2 separate regions of the Homo sapiens genome follow, and region 1 is linked to region 2. Evidence: chromatin contacts called from ENCODE Hi-C data. All regions are on one chromosome and are shown on one strand. The core of a region is the stretch at or near the end of the contact, and the rest is flanking DNA. Distances in the headings are between cores, read along the strand shown.

Evidence for each region. Hi-C counts contacts between places; a loop is a spot of excess contacts on that map. Pooled maps may share reads with other maps.
Region 1: a map of naive thymus-derived CD4-positive, alpha-beta T cell shows a loop between it and region 2 (16-fold over the local background). The contact joins the promoter of SIM2 here to the promoter of OLIG2 in region 2. A Hi-C loop is called at or near these places in 1 of 168 maps with a recorded cell type or tissue (naive thymus-derived CD4-positive, alpha-beta T cell), 16 of 37 single-sample maps with no recorded cell type and 9 of 50 pooled maps.

The regions. Positions count from the first base shown.
Region 1 is chr21:36,697,739-36,701,925 of GRCh38, reverse strand. SIM2 (SIM bHLH transcription factor 2) reads right to left here and starts at 2,811. Exons shown (of 11, transcript NM_005069.6): 1 at 2,005-2,811. The coding sequence starts at 2,179. LOC105369308 (a long non-coding RNA gene) reads left to right here and starts at 2,935. Exons shown (of 3, transcript NR_188246.1): 1 at 2,935-3,017. It overlaps LOC107985492 (a long non-coding RNA gene), which reads right to left and starts at 1,410. Exons shown (of 4, transcript XR_001755029.1): 1 at 1-1,410. RefSeq lists enhancers at 398-990, 991-1,584.
Region 2 is chr21:33,024,660-33,029,161 of GRCh38, reverse strand. OLIG2 (oligodendrocyte transcription factor 2) reads right to left here and starts at 3,227. Exons shown (of 2, transcript NM_005806.4): 1 at 3,136-3,227; 2 at 1-2,361. The coding sequence starts at 2,299. The coding sequence ends at 1,328. RefSeq lists an enhancer at 2,496-3,398.

The DNA of each region.
Region 1 (4,187 bases), core at 1,562-4,061, 3.7 Mb before region 2:
TTTCTATTTCCAAAGGGGGCAGAAGGCAGTGAGTGCCCTCTCGTCCGGATTCCACACCTGCTTTGTTGCATGCGGTTAAGGAACGGCTCTTCCCAGCAAACCAGTTACCACCACGCCTCCCCGGAAGGAGACTCAGAAAACCGAATGTTCTTTTAATTTCCCCTAAAACATCAACCGGAGTGGAATCATCCCTAGTTCTCTGCCAAGGGGTCACCATTGAGCGGACAAGTAGCGACGACCTTGGGCAACAGCTCTCAGCTGGAGGGGCTGGGACTGGGGTATCTTTGCCACGTTCCGAGTAGGAAAGGGAGGAACCTGCCCTGGGCTGAAGGACCGCTGCGCCCGAGAGGAGAGCGCCCCGCGGCCGCGCGGTAGGGCCGGGTGGCACAGGAGAGGCCTAGGGTCCGCTTCCAGCCCCCTCCGCTGCCGGGTGCTCCCGGGTCAGCCCGCGCCTGGCTCCTGGGCCGGGGAGCCGCGGGGCTGGAGGCCGCGCTTGCAGACCAGCCCTCTGCGCTCCACCGGGGAGGGGCCGAGAAGCGCAGCTCCAGACCCAGCGGCCAGCACAAATAACAGGCTTGGCAGAGGCGAACGCAAAAGGTCGAGCTTTCCGATTTCGAGTAGAGTGCCTGGTGGGGATGGCGCTATGGAAGCGCCCTGCGGCCTAGGGACACCTGTCGCCTGCTCTGCCCCGACCGTCCGGCGCCCTGCGGCGGAAGTTGTCTCCCTACCTCGGCACTGGCTCCCGGGGCTCCAGAGGCCGGCGCAGCCCTCCCAGCTCCTGGGCCCAGAGGACCCACCAGAACCCTGAGCAGCGCGCCTCCCAGCAAAGAGTCAAATCCTTCGGGCCAGGCCGCAGCGACCCCGCTGGGAGCAGAGGCTCTGGAAGACGCGGCCCGGAACGCTTGGGACGCCAAAAACGCTCAGACCTGCTGCTCGGAGGTGCCTGGCCGGGCAGCCACTGTCACCAGCGGCAACCGGCGTGGGCGGCGGGGCAGCCCACCCAGCGCGCCACTATTTCTTCCTGTTCCGAGTCTTCCGCACCGCGGGTCCCAGCGCCCCTGGCCCACTGGCACATTTTCAATCCTGAAAAGAACGGCAGCGCTCAGCTCTGTCTGCCATTTTCGAATTAATCGGACCCCTCTCTTTCAGCCGGGTCTCAGCTCAGCAACGGCGGGGGCGGGTCTCTCCTGCCCGGACTTCCCGCACCCCAGCCTCACGAGAGGGCCCGGCTCAGCACAAGTGTTCGCTCTGTGGCCTCAGCCTGCAGTGCTTGGGCCTCACCGTGATCCCCGCTGACTCGCAGCGCCTGAAGCTGACCCTCCTTCACCTCCTCCAGAAGAGACAAAAAGAGGGAGGAATGAAGGAAAAATAAAGGGAATCGTAGAAAGAAAAGGAGGAAGGGAAGGAGGGATAAAGAAAGGAAGGGATGGGGAAAGAAAGAAAGCAAAACCAGAGTGAACTTCCAAAGAAAGGAAGGAAAGCAGAAAAGGAAAGAAAACAAACCAATGCATTGGCAAAGGAAGGAAGGAAGGAGGGAGGGAGAGAGGGGGCCAAGGAAGGAAGGAAGGGGAGAATGAAAGAAAGAGGAAGAAAGAAAGAAAAAGAAAGAGAAAGAAAGAAAGAAAGGAAAGAAAGAGAGAAAAAAATCCAAACCAAACCAGAATGCACTGGCGAAGGAAGGAAGGAGGAAAGGGAGAAAGAACAAAACCAGAAAGAACTCGCTGGCCGTGCGGGCTGGGGGACTGCCTGCCCCTGGAACAATTCGTAATTCGCCCTCACCCAGCCCTGGACCAGGAGAGGGTTTGGTCGCCTGGGCCGCCAAGGCCCTGGCCCCTCGCCCCAAGCCAGCGCCGAAGCCGAAGACCCTCACGCAACCTCCCTCAGACGCCCCAGCTCTGGACGCCAGGCCGCGGCAACCCCTCTGGGCGGGCTGGCTTGCGCTTCCCGCCTGGGCCGGGGCCGCCGGGCTCCCCAGCGTCCCCGGCCGCCCACCTGAGGCCTCACCTTCGGGGAAGACGGCGCGCATCTTCAGGTAGCTCGTGGTGAGGCGGATGATGGACGCTTTGTCCAGCTGCGAAGTGATGGCCGACGGCAGCGGGAGCAGCTTGGCAAGCTCGTAAAACTCGCCATTTTCCTTCTCCCTCCTGGTCTTGGCCGCATTCTTGGACTTCTCCTTCATCGCGCCTCGGCTCCGGGCATATTAGACCCGGCCGTGCTCCAGGCCCGCGGAGCCCCGCTCGGGCTGCGGCGGCGGGGATGGGGAAGGGGGAGCCGGGAGCCAGGTGAGTCCGCGGAGTGGGCCGCGGGCAGGTGCGGGGGGCCTCCCGGGGTTCCGAGACGCCTCCCCGCAGCCGCCGGGCCTGAGCTCCGAGCAACCCGGCGGCGCCGCCCGCCGCTGCCCGGAGCGCAGCCTCCTCCGGGCTGGACCGTCCTGCAGCAACCGGAGCCCCGTTCCTGCTCGCTCCTGTTTCCTCCCTCCTGCCTCTCCTGCCTCGGCCTTCCTGGGGGGTGGGGGCGGCCGGCGCGGAGGCGGAGGCGCTGCTTACTCCTTCGTCGAGTGCTCGAACCGGCTGCGGCAAGGCCCCTCCGGACCGGAGGGCGACAGGGGCGGCGGTGGCCGCGGAGCCATGGAGCGGGAGCCCAGCGGAGGGGAGCGAGTCGCAGGCGGCTGGGGCCGGGCCCTGGCCCGGGCGCGCTCTCCTGCCCTTCCTGGCGGCTCCCTGTGCCTGGAGACGCAGCGCCGGAGCCCGCGATGTGTGGCTAGGCGCAGCACCTCCGCTGTCCACGTGCGGCCGAGCCGCGTTTGTTTATGGCAGACCCGCCTTCGGGCGGAGCACTGGCCGCCTGGGTCCCGGAGGGGGGAGCGGGAGGGGGGAGGGACCGCGGCGGGGGCGGGGGCGGCGAATCTTGCCTCCGACCCCGCCGCGGCCCTGGAGTCACAGGCGCGCCTCCGCGTCGCTGCCTCCAGGGACTCTCCCGGGAGAGACCCGCGCGCTCCCGGGTTCGGGGAAGTCGCGGTGAGTGCACACGGCGCGCCGCGGGGACCCGCTCCTGAGCGCCGGTCGCCGGACCCCGGAGCTAGGATGGGCGGCAGGGAGGGCGAGGGAAGGAGGGGTGCCGAGGCCGCCCCTGTGGCTCTCGGGAAGGTCACCAGCAGGCGCGGCCGAGAGGAGGCGGCGCGACTCGTTGGCCAGGCGCCCTGCCGGGGAGGATCGAGCCTTCCGAGGGTGCGCTGGTCCCGCGTCCTCGCCCTCCCGGTGTTGCAGGTCCAAGAGCTGAAAAGGGGAAAGCCGGGAGCCCCCCTCCCCCCATTACACACACACGTGAAAACGGCGCGAGTGGCTCCGAAGTGACCCTTCTGCCCTTTCTGTCCTCGAAACACTAAGGTGCAAAGAGATTGTCGCCTTCTCAGGAGGAGCGGGAGGCCGCAGGGGCGCTCAGGCCAGGGGAAGGGAGGGGCCAGGGAGCCCAGCCGAGTGGTGAGGCCTCTCCCAGGGCGCCGGCGGAAACAGGGCCCAACTGCCGGGGCGGCGGCAAAAGCAGCCCGATTCAGCGCAGCCGGAATTTTGAGGAATCGGCGTTGGGCGATTAAGGGCCAAGGTCGCTGAGCCAGGGTCACAGGGTGGGCGCAGGTGGCGCAGGTGGGGCCCATGGTGATGGGGCAGAAGGCAATTGGAGAAAGAAGACTCCGTTGCAGACGCGGCCACTGGGCATTCTGGACTCTCCTTCAGGGTCATTTTGGACCTAAAGAGTCCTTTTGTCCCCCCTCTGCCCTCCCCTGTCCGGCTCCCGCAGCCTGGAAATGGGTGTGCGGCCCAGGAGTCCTCCGCGCACCCCTGCAGCGGCGGTCACATAACCCCACCTCTTCCAGGAGTGCAGCTTTCCCGGCCCCCCAGGCCAGAGACAGGCTCAGAGGACGCAGGGCAATTCCTTACCTTGGCGTCGAGATCATGTGGGGACTCTCGGCCGTGTGCCACAGGCTGCAGAGCCGTGGAGCAGTGGGGTGCGTGACCTGGAGGTCAGCAGGGGCCGGGAGGACACCGGGCCGCGGATGGGGGCGCGGAGATTTGGGTTCTCGGTGTCACTGCTCTCGCCACTGGCCCGGGATCATGAGCCTGCTGCTCCGAAAACTCGCCGTCGGACAGCGACTGAGTATCCGCTTCCCTCCCCTGGCCCTCCCCTGCGCC
Region 2 (4,502 bases), core at 1,978-4,477:
GTCATTTATTCCGTTTTTGCAACCAAACAAGTAATAAATATTATTTAGCACTTTGTTTTTACAAAAATAAAACAGATGATACACTCTCTGCGAGGGGCGGTGCGATCAGAGGAAGGGTGTTACACGGCAGACGCTACAAAGCCCAGTTTGCAACGCAGGCAGCGCCGAGGCGGCTTGCACGGAACGCAGGAAGCACGTGGAGGAGTTTACCATTTGTGTTAAACGTGGCAAAAATAAACCAAAATAGAGGAAAGCCGGCTTAGACTCCGATGGGGCTGGCAGTCACGTGAGCAAACAGCTTAGCATTGCGCACTTACCTCATCATTGATAAATTTACACATCCAAAAAAGAAAATTTTAAAAAGCCAACAGAACCCCCAAATAACCCAAACTGTTTCCACAGCAACTGCCTTTTAATTCTGTTACGTTCTCAGGTACCAAAATAACCAAATCACTTTGTGCTTAGAGAAGGAAAGATGAGTCGGTGGGGTAGTTTCTATTTTAAAATAATAACTACAATGCACCCGCCCCTGAAATCGGCAGTTTTGGGTTATTCCAATCCACAAGTGGTTCTACTCTGAATGTCTATAAACTTGCTCATACTGTTGAAGAAGGAACATCCACAGATTTATTAGAAAACCATATTCTCCCAAATCAACGAGAGACAGGGAGGAACGGCCACAGTTCTAAGAGGGTGTGGATTGACCCAGATATTGAGATTGGATATGACCATCAGCGCTTCTGATACCGAACGCCGGCTTCCAACTAACTTGTGGCCCCTGGCCTTGGGCCAGGGACGACCCTGGAGGGCGCGGTCGGGCTGTTGCTTCTGCAGTGCGGCTACCCGGAGTCTCCCACCCGCCAAGAAAGGAGGAAGAGGAGCAAGGCCCCAATGTGTCCCCCTCCCATAACACCCCCTCCCCCCCCGAAGTGCTGCCCAAGCCGAGTCTGCAAGTCAGGCCACGCTCTCAGGGAAAGAAGTTTTTAGAATCTTTTCCCGGAGGTGGGGGTCGGGGGTCGGATGAGTTCTAGTGAGGAATGCACACAGCGGTACCTTTTCATAAAACGATGTCTACTGGACCAGCTCAGGTTAAAGCCAGACAGCGCTCGATCAGGTCCCGGAGAGAACATCCCCTCACTCCCCACTGCTCTGTGGGCGCCCCCATTGCTTGGGTTCGCAGATGCTGGAATCCCCACCATGCCCCACCCCCAGTCCATGGTCCTGCGCCCCTCCTCGCGACAGAGCTCCCGAGCCCAGCGCAGGCCAGTCCTCGCTTCCCCGCGGCCCCTGGCTCCCCTGTCGCCAGAACGCGCCGGCGCCAGTCGGCTCACTTGGCGTCGGAGGTGAGGCGCGGCAGGCTGCCGGCGCCCATAGCCGACACGTGGTGGTGCGGCGGCGGCACCTGGCACATGCTGCAGGGGCAGGGCATGCCGCCCCAGTGCTGGAAGCCCCCGCTCGCCCCACTGCCGCCGCCCCCGCCCCCCAGCGGGGCGGCCGCGGCAGCAGACGGAGACTTGAGTAGGCCGTGCGGTGGACGGATGGAGCCGACCGACGGCAGCCCGGATCCGGGCAGAGAGGCGCTGGACACAGCCGCGGCTGCAGCGGCGGCAGCAGCCGCTGCGGCGGCGGGCGGCAGGATGGGGTGGTGCACCGCGGGGTGATGTGCGGCGTGCGCTGCTGCTGCCGGGTGCGCGGTGGCGGCGGGCAGGGGCGCGGAGTGCGCCAGGCCGCCGCAGGCCGACGGGTGGAAGCCAGCGTGGTGGCCCCCGTAGATCTCGCTCACCAGTCGCTTCATCTCCTCCAGCGAGTTGGTGAGCATGAGGATGTAGTTGCGCGCCAGCAGCAGCGTGGCGATCTTGGAAAGCTTGCGCACCGAAGGGCCGTGTGCGTACGGCATGACCTCGCGGAGGCCATCCATGGCGATGTTGAGGTCGTGCATGCGCTTGCGCTCGCGGCTGTTGATCTTGAGACGCAGCTGCTGCAGCTCCGGCTCTGTCATTTGCTTCTTGTCCTTCTTGGTGGACGACGCAGCCGCCGACGACGTAGACGACGAGGTGCTGGACGAGGATGACTTGAAGCCACTGCCTCCTAGCTTGTCCCCAGGATGCGCGCCCGCAGAGCCCATAGCGCCGCGCAGCTCGGCGCTCAGCTCCGGCGGGCAGTCACTCGGGGTGGACGAGGACACGGTGCCCCCAGTGAAGGCGCTGCCGCTGCTGCCCTTACTCCGGGCCGGCAGAAAAAGGTCATCGGGCTCTGGCGACGACGGGCGGCTGGACACCAGGCTGGCGTCCGAGTCCATGGCCCCAGGGGAAGATAGTCGTCGCAGCTTTCGCAGGGTCCTCCTTCCCTCGGACCCGAAAACTTCCAGGAGAGGAGGAGAAAAGAGAGAGAATGAGAGAGAGAGAGAGGGAGAGAGAGAGAGAGTGAGTCAGTGAGAGACAGAAAAGCTGCTCCCGCCTGCACCGCAGTACCACAGCGCGGGGTCCCGGCACAGGTGGCCCGTGGCTCCTCGTCCCCCTCGCTACTATCTCTGGCCCTCCTTTTAGCTGCACGCGGGTACCTATAATTAAGCTCTCTCTATCTCCCCTCTGCTCTCATGCAACAGGTTATTTCAGGGAGCGTTGGTGACCCTCGGGGTGCGGGTGGCATTCTAGAGGCTTCGGGCTTTCAGTTAGGTGTGGGAAAACTGAGCCCCCGGGCTGGAATAAACGAGTGGGAAGTGAGGGCCTTTCTTTGGGGAGAATGGAGATCTAGATAGAGAACTAATGATTTGGTTCCTCAAACGGATCCACCTTATCTCCATCGACACCACGCAGCAAACACACGCACACGCACATGCACCCAGAGCCGGCGCGGGGCCCAGAGTCCATGTGCTGCATCTGGAGACCACGGGGAGCTCACCAGCTGACTGGGGCTTGGGCAGAAAGAGCTGTTGTCGCTCCGACTTCTCGCTTTTGGTGAGGGAGATGCAGCGGTGAGTGTGGGGAGGACAGAAGAGCAAAGTCGCTCTGGAGAAATGGCCCGCAGAGTAGGGATCCAGACCCCCTGTATCGGAGCATTCTGGGTCACAGCCGAGTTGAGGAGAGTCTGTCCCTGGGATCTAGGCTGCGGCTGCTGTGGGGCGGGGACACTTACTCTGGATGCGATTTGAGGAGCTCGCTCCGAAAAGCCTCAGGGGAGAACCTGGCACCGGGCGCTGGTGTCGCGTCGATCTATAATAAGCATCCGCACCTTTAGGGGCTCGGCCGGTTTTTATAGCCCGGTGGCAGCGGCGACGGCGGCAGCGGTGGCGGGGGCGGGGGCGGGGAACAATGTGCGTGTCCTGGAGGGGCTGCCTCGCCAATGAGCTGGGCCCGCCGGGGGGCTGGGAAGCTGATGTCATCCGGGCTAATTCCGCTCAATGAAACTCGCCAGGCCGGGCACACGCCTCCTCCCTGCGCACAACCAATGGGCGCCCGTGGCCGGGAGATTCTTGGGGAGGGACTGGAGGAGGGACCCGAGGAGGCGAGGGGGAGGAGAAGGGCGGCTCAAGGGGGATGGAGGGAGGGCTGAGCGCGCTTGGGACCAAGGGAGAAAGGGAACGTGGTCAAATTTCTGTAAAAAATACGGCCACCACAGAGTCAGGTTGGGGGATGGGATGGTTTGGAGACTCTGCAGAGTCTAACAAACTAACCTGATGCCCCACGCAGCCGCACCTTTTGGGATGCGCGCGGAAAACCCTGGCGACCCAGGATCCGGGGCTGGGGTCTCCTCCCTAGCTCTTCCTCTGTCTGGTTTCCCGCCGCCTGTTCCCATCTCACTGGTTTCATCAACACGTGGGCATTTGGCGCCCCAAATGTAAACGATGCCCAGGCACAAAGTCCCCACTATCTTGGTGCTCTACTCGCGCGTCTAGGAGATGGCCGTGGCTGCAGCTCCGACGGCAGCCGGTAGCGCCCCCAGCTGGGGGCAGGGACTTGAGGGGTAGAGGGCGGGCAAGGAGGGAGGGGACGGACTCCAGAAGAGTGTTTTGAAAGAATTCACAACTCTCCTTTAGGTTGAGGATGGTGTGGGTACAGGGACGAGTTATTTCCGCACGGTAACCGCGCTAGCACAAGGGCAGGGTCGTGCCTGTAGTTAAACACCCCTCCATTTATTAGCAGGGGAGCCGGATGATAGTAAGTATTTTCAGTGTCGTCTTTGTGATCACCACACGCCTTGGGGCAGGGGCAACGCTGGCATCTGTAGTCCAAGCAGGGCTCCGCTGTAAAAGGTTAGCAAAGAGCCTTCCGTCCCAGTCGCCTGCTTTCTGGAACTGCAAAGAGAAGTTTCAGGCCTGGGCAAGGCTTCTCCACGCTGTGGGCCAGACAGCGAGATGGAACCACTCGCGACCGCGTTGGGACATGTTTTACCGATTGCAGGCTGGCTCTGAAACCTGAAAACTCTTGACGATGAGGAATTAAGCCCGAACTGGAGAAGCACCTCACGGAGGTAGCTGAGGTACGGATGCATTCACCCATTTT